2 separate regions of the Homo sapiens genome follow, and region 2 is linked to region 1. A link is a contact called in ENCODE POLR2A ChIA-PET data. All regions are on one chromosome and are shown on one strand. Each heading gives the region's core, a stretch centred on a gene start or an enhancer-like site at or near the end of the contact. The rest is flanking DNA. Distances are from core to core; before and after follow the strand shown.

Region 1 (4,653 bases), core at 1,198-3,697:
TAACTTTTCCATCCCCAGCCCACCAAAACTCCCTGGAACTCCTCCGCAGTCATTCCCCATTCCCACCTGGCCTCAGACAATCACTTTCTGTCTCTCCAGTCTTGCCTTTTCTGGACAGTTCCTATGAATGGAGTCCTGTGTTACATGGTCTTTTGCATCTGACTTCCTTCACTTAGAATAATGATTCCGAGATTCATGTATGTTGTAGTATGTATCAGTATTTAATTCCTTTTTATTACTGAATAATCCATTGTACAGATAGACCACATTTTGTTTATCCATTCATCAGCTGAAGGACATTTCGGCTGTTTCTGCTTTTTTAGCTATTTTAAACTGCACGCAGCACTGCTATGAACATTTGTGTACAAGACTTTGTGTGAACATGTTTTCATTTCTCTTGGGTTGATACCCAGCAGAGGAATTGCTGGGTCATACAGAAAGTCTGATTTAACATTTTAAGAAACTAGCAAACTGTTTTCCAAAGTGACTGCCCCATTTTACATTCCCATCAGCAGTGTATAACGGTTCTAATTTTCTTTTCCTTTTTCTTTTCTTGAGACAAGGTTTTGCTCTGTCACCCAGGCTGGAGTGCAGTGGCATGATCTTGGCTCACTGCAGCCTCAATCTCTTGGGCTCAATTGGTCCTCCCACCTCAGCCTCCTGAGTAGCTGGGACTACAGGTGAGTACCACCACATCCAGCTAATTTTTGTATTTTTGGTAGAGATGGGGTTTTGCCATGTTGCCCAGGCTGTTCTCAAACTCCTGGGCTCAAGTGATCTGCCCACCTCGGCCTCCCCAAGTCCTGGGATTATAGGTGTGAGCCGCTGCGCCTGGCTGAGGGTTCCACTGTCTGTACGTCTGCAGCAATACATACCATTCTTGTGGGTAAAAGGTGGTATCTCATTATAGTTTTGATTTGCATTTCCCCAAGGTCAAATGATGGCAAGTGGCTTTTCTTGTGCTTTTTAGCCATTTGTATATGTTTTTGGTGAAATGCCTATTGAAATGTTTTGCCTTTTTAAAAATTGAGTTGTCTCCTTTGTTCAGTTTTGAGAGTTCTTTACATACACAGTATCATATATATATATATATATATATATATATATATATATATATACACACCAGATATATGATTTGCAAATATTTTCAACCATCAATAGTTTAACACTTTTTTATTGGTATTTTGAAGTAGAAAAGTTTTACATTTTGATCCATTCCAATTTATTAACTTTTTCTTTTATTGTGTATCTGGTATCATATCTAAGAAATCTTAATCCAGTGTCACAAAGATTTAATCTTATATTTTCTTCTAACCGCTTTCTAGTTTATGTGTAAGAATCTGTCCATTTTACCTAAGTTGCATAATTTGTTGGCAAACAGTTGTACATAGTATTTCCTTGAAATCCTTTTAATCTCTGTAAGATTGGAATTGCTGTCTCCTCTTTTAGTCCTGATTTTAGTTATTTGTGTTCTCTCTCTCTCTGGTCAATGTAGCTAAAGCTTTGTCAATTCTCTTGATCTTTTCAGAGAACTGCCATTTGATATTTTTTTACTTTATCTTTTTCTTTCTGTTCTCTAGTTCATTGGTTTCCACTCTTCTCACTTTGGGTTTAATTCGTTCTGTCTTTTCTTATTGTAGTTACTTACAATGGAAGCTTACACACTTGATTTAAGATTTTTTTTTCTAATGTAGACATTTACAGCTATAAATTTCCCTTGAAACACAGCTTTAGTTATATCTCATAAATTTTGGTATGTTGTGTTTACATTTTCATTCAGCTCAGTGTATCTTTTGATTTTCTTCTTTGACCCATTGCTTATTTAGAATTATGTTGTTTAATTTCTATGTATTTATAGGTTTCCCAAATTTCTTTTGTTAATTTCTGATTTCATTCCCCTGTGGCTAGAGAAGAAACTCTGTGGATATCAGTCCTTTCGAATTTCTCAGAATTGTTTTATGGTCCAGCATATGATTGACCTTGGACACTGTTCCATGTGCACTTGAGGAGAACGTGACTTCGGCTCTTGCCAGGTGGAGTGTTCTAGAGATGTCAGTTGGTGTCCAGTGATGTCAAGTCATTTGTATCTACTGATTTTCTTTCTAATTATTCTATCCATTACTGAGAGTGGGGTAGGATTTTGGTGTCCAATTATTGTTTTTTTGTTTTTTTTTTTTTGTTTGTTTTTTTTTTTTTTTGAGGTGGAGTCTCACTTTGTCACCCAGGCTGGAGTGCAGTGGTATGATCACAGCTCACTGCAGCCCCCACCTCCCAAGGCTTAGGTCACCTCAGCCTCCTGAGTAGCTGCAACTACAGGCAAGTACCATCATGCCTAGCTGATTTTTGCATTTTTTATAGACAGGGTTTTGCCATGTTACTTAGGCTGGTCACGAACTCCTGGGCTCAAGTGACCCACCCACCTCGGCCTCCCAAAGTGCTGGGATTACAAGCGTGAGTCACCATGCCTGGCCCAACCATTACTGGTGAATTGACTGTTTCACCCTTCAATTCTGTGAGTTTTTGCTTCATGTATTGCTGCGGGATAATTAAGGAATCAGAGAGACCGATGGGGTTGAGGAGGAATTATTTAATTATTTAGGTGCACCGACCCAATCAGATTAACATCCAAAGGACTGGGCCCCAAACAAAGAGTCAAGCTACCTTTTAAGCATTTTGTGGGGTGGGGGGAGATTTGTGCAGGGGGAAGAGTATTACAGAAGCAAGAAACAAAGACAGTTATTCAGTTAAGACATGCATTACATTATTTCTTACTTTTCAAGGAACAACACGTTTTATGACTCAAGATTATCTGTTTAGTGACCTTGCAGCTGCACAGCTAGAGAAACAGAGTCTTCGCAATGCCTGGGAAAGGGAGAGATAAGGCTCACTAGCCACAGAAAAACAGCCAGTTAATTTTTAAAGGACTCCAGCCCTTTCTCTTCCTCAAGGGGAATTGGTTTTTTACATACAACTGAGTTTTTGCTTACACAGTTTTTAATTTCTTTTAATTCCTGTTCTAGTATTTTGGGGCTAGGTTGTCAGGTATGTATATATTTCTGTTTGTTATATTTTCGTGATGTATTCACTTTATATCATGGCAGAATGTTTCTCTTTAGTAAGATTTTTGATCTTAAAAAAGTTGGCCAGATGGGGTGGCTCATGCCTGTGATCCCAGCACTTTGGGAGGCCAAGGCAGGTGGATCACCTGAGGTCAGGAGTTCAAGACTAGCCTGGCGAACATGGTGAAACCCCGTCTCTACTGAAAATACAAAAAAATTAGCCAGCTGTGATGGTGTGCGCCTGTAATCCCTGCTACTTGGGAGGCTGAGGCACGAGAATTGCTTGAACCCGGGAGGCTGAGGTTACAGTCAGCCAAGATCGTGCCACTGCACTCCAACCTGGGTGATAGAGTGAGACTCTGTCTCAAAAAAACAAAAAAATTATTTAGTCTGACGTTAGCATTTCTCCTCAAGCTCCCTTACGGTTGTTTGCATAGCAAATCTACTATCCTTTTGCTTTGACCTATTTGTATCTTTGTTTCTAAAGTATGTATGTCTCTCACAGGCAGCATATAGTCAAAGCTTAAAAAAAAAATCCAGTCTAACGATCTCTGCCTTTTGATTGGCATGTTCATTCTATTCCCATTCAATGTTATTATTGCTGTGGTTGGATTTCCATCTATCAGTTCACAATTTGTTTTCTATGTTTTATGCCTTTTTGTTCTTCTGTTCATCTTTTACTACCTTCTTTTGTATTAAGTATTTTCTAGTGTAGCATTTAAATTCCCTTTTTCTTTTTAAGTGTATATTTTAAAGTTATTTTGTTAGTGTTTGCTCCAGGGATTACAATATGCATTTTAATTTATCAGGATCTACTTCAGATTAATACTAATTTTAGTAAAATACAGGAACTTGACTCCAGTATAACTCCATTTCCTCCCTCCTTGCTTGTGGTTTGTAGTATTATTGTCGTATATGTTCATCTATATATGTTATAAACTCAACAACATGGTGTTATAATTATTGTTTCACACAATCTTATTTCTTTTCAATTCAGTAAGACAAGTAAGGAGAAAAACACTTTTCAAGTCTTTTATATTACACTGTATATTTATCACTGACTTTACTCTTGATTTCTTCCTGTATATTCAAGCTATTGTCTGGTGACCTTTCCTTGCTCCAGTATATATAATAACTTCATTGCCTCCTTGCTCCTTTATGCTATTATTGTCATATATATTATATATGTTTATGCTGTGAGCCCATCAGCTAAGTCAGCTTAGCAAGGTCTCAAGATACAAAGTCAATGAATAAATCAGGCTGGGTGTGGTGGCTCACACCTGCAATCCCAGCACTTTGGGAGGCCAAGATAGGTAGATCACTTGAGGCCAGGAGTTTGAGAGCAGCCTGGCCCACATGGCAAGACTCCATCTTTACAAAAATACAAAAAAAAAAAAAAAGTTGAGTGTGGTGGTGCGCCTGTAATCCCACCTACTTGGGAGGCTGAGGCATGAGAATTGCTTGAACCCAGGAGGGAGAGGTTGCAGTGACTGGAGATCACACCACTGCACTCCAGACTGGGCAACAGGGCAAGACACAGTCTAAAAAAAAAAAAAAAAGAAAAAAGAAAAACAAGAATAAATCAATTATTTTT
Region 2 (4,901 bases), core at 260-2,759, 140 kb before region 1:
TTTTTTTAGACAGGGTCTTGCTCTGTCACCCAGGCTGGAGTGCAATGGCATAATCTTGGCTCACTGTAACTGCCACCTCCCAGGCTCAGGCAATCCTTCCACCTTAGCCTCTGAAGTAGCTGGGACTGCAGGCATATGCCACCACCCCTGGCTAATTTTTTTATTTTTATTTTTTTAGAGATAGGGTCTTGCTGTGTTGCCCTGGCTATTCTCAAACTCCTGGGTTCAAGTGATCTGCCCTCGTTGGCCTCCTAAGTGCTGAGATTACAGGTGTGAACCACCATGCCTGGCCAGAGCTGTCCCTCTTGAAATAAGCAGGGAGGCCTCAAGATGGGAGATGGGGATGCTGACTCCTCCCCTGGCCCTCTCCTTTTATTGGCTGATAGGGGTGTATCACCAGCCCATCATGCTATAAATGGCAGCTGGTGGCTACCACCCTAAGTGCCATGAGCACCTCTCCACTGAGAGGCAAACTGTAGGTCGCTTGGGTGAGGTTCAGTAGCCAACCGCTCCCTGCTTGGTGGGGTGACCCTCTTTGGGCCGAGCCTGCAGAGGCCCCCACCCGCCTCTTCCCCCTTTGCAGAGTGGAAGGCCGTCTCTGAGACTACTTTCAGAGAAGATCCTTGGGCTCCAGGTCCAGCAGGCGGAGCACTGTTCAGTAAGTGTGTCCTGTGGGGTAGTTCATGGGGTTTGGGGCGGTTTCCCACCTGGAACCAGACATGAGTCACCTGACACAGACATGGGGGAGGTGGGGCTTGGGCACCTACTTATCCTACGAGGCTATTGGTCAAAAAAAAAAAATGGTAGAGCGGAGTTACGGAATTTTGGTTAAATTCTAAATATGCACATTTAACGAATTTAACACTTAACACAAAAGTACTGCATTCTCGTTATTTGGAGAAAAAGTTGCCAAATAATTACAAAGGGTCCCCCCACCCCCGCAGCCCTCCAGCCCTGCCCTGCCCGGCCCTGCTGAGCAGCTGGCTCTGCCTCTGTGGAGCAGTCACCCCCTGCCAACGTGGCCTCAGTGCTTTGGGCCCTTTTTGCCCATCTGCTTGGTCCTTGTGCCCCTGTGCCCAGCACCCAACCTGCCATCACCCTGCACTCAGAGACCTAAAAAGGCAGCGTGTTTGTTGCTTCTCCTCTTTGGGTTTCCCTTTCTTCTCCTGGGAGGGGTGTCTGAGTCACAGAAGTGTGGGGACCATCAGGTCGTTGCTCCCTCTGCTTCTCTTGTGTCCTCCCTCCCCGTCCTGGTGACATCTCGTGGCCAGGTCCATGTCTCACTCAGTACATCTGTAGCAGAGTGGCTAGTGGGAGGGCTCAGTCATTGTGGGGTTGACTGTGGGCTGCGGCTATGCCTCGTCACCTGCTGGGATGTTTCATGTCGTCTAGATTCAGGATGCCCAGGCAGCAATGAGGCTGTACGTCATGGTGAAGAAGGAGTGGGAGAGCATGGCCCGAGACAGGCGCCCCCTGCTGACTGCTCCAGACCACTGCAGTGACGACGCCTAGCAGTCCTGCCCTGCTGCTGCTGCCGCCCCGCTACAGAGGCAATGTGACCAGTCACAGGGACAGATCACATCTCCCCAGAGTGGCAACTCTGGTGAAACCTTTTCAGAATCATGGCAGAGGGGCGTGGCGTGGTGCTACTGAGAAGGTCCTCCTTCCTCTTGACTTTGTGGTCTGAAACCTGGTCTTACTGTCCATGTGTGTTTGGGCCCGGATGGTCAGGGTGGGGAGCAGGGACGGCCATGGGCACGCCTGGCCACGCTTTACCGACTGCTGACCCCCTGGGCCAGGTGAGGTTGGGGCCTGTGGGCCGCCAGTCCATACGGTGCTGTCACTGCCCATCTTCGGTGACACCCTGGGGTGAGGTGCTCAGCACCTTCCTCTCGAGGAGCCACATTTTCCTCCTTTGTGTTAGGGGACATAACAAGCTCTGCTGGGCTTGAGGGACCCAGACCAGGTGTCTGCAGTCAGCTCCTGAGACACAGCTGGCCGGCACAACAGGTGTTACATCAGGGGTTTCCTGTGGCCGTTTGAACTTTGAGCATTTATCTAAATTAAATTGGCCCAGGGTTGGCTGGTGGGTCACCCAGCAGAGGCTTCTCCCCATAGCACGAGGATGTGTTGCCTGGGCACGGTGACTGCGGTTATTCCTGGAGGTCGGCAGACATGCCAACCTTGGGCTATTTGAGCTGGAGAAGCTATGTGATGCTAGCCGGTGGCTTTCTGGGCTAGGCCCCAGTTTGAGGCTCCCCTGGGAACTAGAGCCAGGAACAGCCAGTGGCACTGACAAGGGGACGGAGTCCAAGGCGTTATTGGGCCACCTGACAGCTGGACAGAAAAGGGGCAGACACACCGAGGATGCGATTTAAAATAAATGCAGATGTTTACTTGGAATGGAGCCTGTGGAGGCTCAGTGTTGACTCTCATCTAGAATGGTCTGGAAGGACTGCTCTGTCCAGGGGCGAGGTCTATAGAGACTGCAGAATTAAGTATCCCACTGGCCAGTCACAGCCTCTTGCCAGAAATGATTAAGGCAGAAACTGGCCTTGGGCCTCTTTATTAGTCACCTAAGAGGAGTGTGAGATGCGCATTCTGGTGCTGGATGACCCTTCCCCCCACCCCAAGGGAAACAGTGGCCCATGGAAAGGAAGGACAGGGAGAGGGCACACGTGGAGGGAGGGGCCTGTGGGGTATCTGTCTTCTCCCCCGCATCAGGGCTGAGCTGCTTCCCCACCCAGTGGGCTGGGAGAGGTGGCTGCCTCCAGCCTCAAGAGCACTTTTTCCGCGCAAGAAACCAGTTCCTGGAAGGAGGAAGCAGGCAAGTCAGTTTTCGTGGACAGTCCCCGGGTCCAGGAGCAGTTACTCATGTGACTCAATCCAGCAGTCATGGACAGGAAACTCTTTGGAGAGGTCTGATTACCCCTCCCGTTTAAGATTGATTTTGGCCCAGTCATAGAGATGGGATAATAGGCAGGCAGGAGAGCAGTCTTGAAAACTATACACGTGGAGATCAAGGTCAGTTCCATACAAACATCTATTCCAGTCCCCCAGACGTGGTGCACCCCAGCTGGGGGCTTCCACCTGGAGGGAGGCCTGGTTTGCTGAAGGCGCTGCTGTCACTCACCAGGCTGGAGGTGAAGCGCTCCTTGATCTCCTGGAGCAGGGCCTTCATACTACTGGACACCAGCTCCGGCAGGATCTCCTCTGCAGGTGGAGCAGGAAGGTCCTGAGGCCAGAGTCCTTCCTGTGCCCCTTGCCAGAAGCCCCAGAAGGATGAGAGTGGGTCACATTCCCCCTTGGGCTTGGCATGCACAGAGCCACCTTGCAGTTCCGGAGCCCCAAGCGTCACCCTCAGCCAGGACAACCCCTGGTGCTCAGAAGATGCCAAATGAGTGGGAAGTTTAAGTGGGCCGAGAAGTGGGGTTGAGCCCACCTTCCATGTGCTCCTTCCCTGTCAGTTATAGGGGGAGCGGGGCACCCCTGACCGCTGGGCTCTAGGGAGTGTGAGGTGAGAAGGGGTTCTCACCATAGGAAGCCAGGTGGACCAGCAGCATGCCCACGTTCTCCACCACCTCCGGGTCGTCCCTGTGGAGCTGGTAGGTCTCCTTGATGAGGCTGAGGCCACTGCCGCCCTCCTCCTGCACCACCACCTTGAAGGCCGCCAGCTCTGGGGGATGGGTGGGAGTGGGTTCATTCCCTGCTTTCCCCTGAAAGGGAAGAGCCTTCTGCCCAGGACGGGATGGGACCCCAGAGCTCACACAGGGGCCTGGGACAGGACAAGAGACGGGACCCAGGAGGCCCCATCAGCTTGGGCGGACCAGTAGGCTGGCATGACCTGAACAGGACCATGCAAGAACAGAGGAGGCAGCCCCCCCAGAGCCAAAGGGGTCGTTGTCACTCTGGGGAAGATTAGGTAGTACAGAGGTCAAGACCATGAGCCCGGAGTTGCCAGGCACCAGCTAGTGTCTTGGCCAGGCCCAGGATGCTCTCTGAAGGACTGTGCTGTGGGCCGAGCGTCGGTTGTGCTGTGCTCAGCGCTGGGCCCAGCCTGTCTAGCTGAGTAACAGGCAGGGTTTGTGTTGTGGGGAATTGGAGACACTGTTTGCAGAGCTGTTTTGATCAGTCACGGTGTGCCTGCATGTTAGGAAACCTGTGCAGATGTGATGTGTTTATGGACAGAGAGAGGGTCACAGGGTAGCATAACGCAGAGACAAGAGTTTATCAAGTGTGCGTGAAAGTCTTGATGGTGATTTCTGGATGACTGGACTTCAGATCGTTTTTAATTTCTTTTCCTTTTTGATTTGTTGCTTCTGTTTTTTGGTTTGTGGCACCTGGCAGATGTAACTGATGGGGGCTGATTCTTGCCCCCACCTCTAGGTGGCAGCCTCGTCCTGTCCCCAGGCTCACCTGACACCTTCACCAGGCTGGCCAGTCCCCGGTAGGCATTGTTCACCAGCAGGGCTCTGTCCTGGCACAGCCGGATGCTTTGCAGGAGCAGCGCCACCACTTGTTCAAACTGCTGCTCCTTGATGCAGCCTGCAGAAAGGGGCCGGGCTGCCTTGTGCCTGCTGTGCCATGAGGCCCACCCCTCCCAGCCCCAGGGGCCCAGGGCGCCCACCCAGCTCACCCAGCAGGGACAGCAGCCAGAAGACTCCGCAGCTGGCTTCTGCCATTTCCCCATCCGCAGGGTAGGTGGCCAACACCTGGCTGATGAGGTCCGGGACCTTCTCCAAGGGGGCCTTGTTCACAATGATACCTGGAACGAGGACAGGGATGGAAGGGGACACCCAGGCCTTGGGTGTGTGCAGGGGGGCCTTCCCATCCCCCATCTGCTGCCTTCCTCCAGCTAACGACAACAGCAGAAATGGGGTGGGAAAGGTCAACTGTCCTCA

Evidence for each region. ChIA-PET counts read pairs that join two places held with the same protein, here RNA polymerase II (POLR2A).
Region 2: POLR2A ChIA-PET joins it to region 1 with 12 read pairs in activated T-cell. The contact joins two enhancer-like sites. POLR2A ChIA-PET finds 5 or more read pairs at or near these places in 2 of 52 experiments (A673 and activated T-cell).

What each region holds. Positions count from the first base shown.
Region 1 is chr9:133,267,530-133,272,182 of GRCh38, reverse strand. It overlaps the pseudogene ABO. Among named protein-coding and RNA genes, the nearest start is that of OBP2B, 61 kb to the right of the region's middle. RefSeq lists cis regulatory regions at 2,803-2,828, 2,867-2,891, 2,890-2,897 and enhancers at 2,642-3,143, 1,589-4,185. Within about 2 kb of position 2,447, at least 5 of the 41 ENCODE cell types and tissues checked have a DNase peak (open chromatin) inside an H3K27ac peak, as active enhancers do.
Region 2 is chr9:133,403,564-133,408,464 of GRCh38, reverse strand. STKLD1 (serine/threonine kinase like domain containing 1) reads right to left here. Exons shown (of 18, transcript NM_153710.5): 15 at 4,637-4,765; 16 at 4,417-4,545; 17 at 3,536-3,676; 18 at 2,369-3,213. The coding sequence ends at 3,044. REXO4 (REX4 homolog, 3'-5' exonuclease) reads left to right here. Exons shown (of 8, transcript NM_020385.4): 7 at 584-658; 8 at 1,393-2,403. The coding sequence ends at 1,512. Among named protein-coding and RNA genes, the nearest start is that of REXO4, 12 kb to the left of the region's middle. RefSeq lists an enhancer at 3,347-3,847. Within about 2 kb of position 1,509, at least 8 of the 41 ENCODE cell types and tissues checked have a DNase peak (open chromatin) inside an H3K27ac peak, as active enhancers do.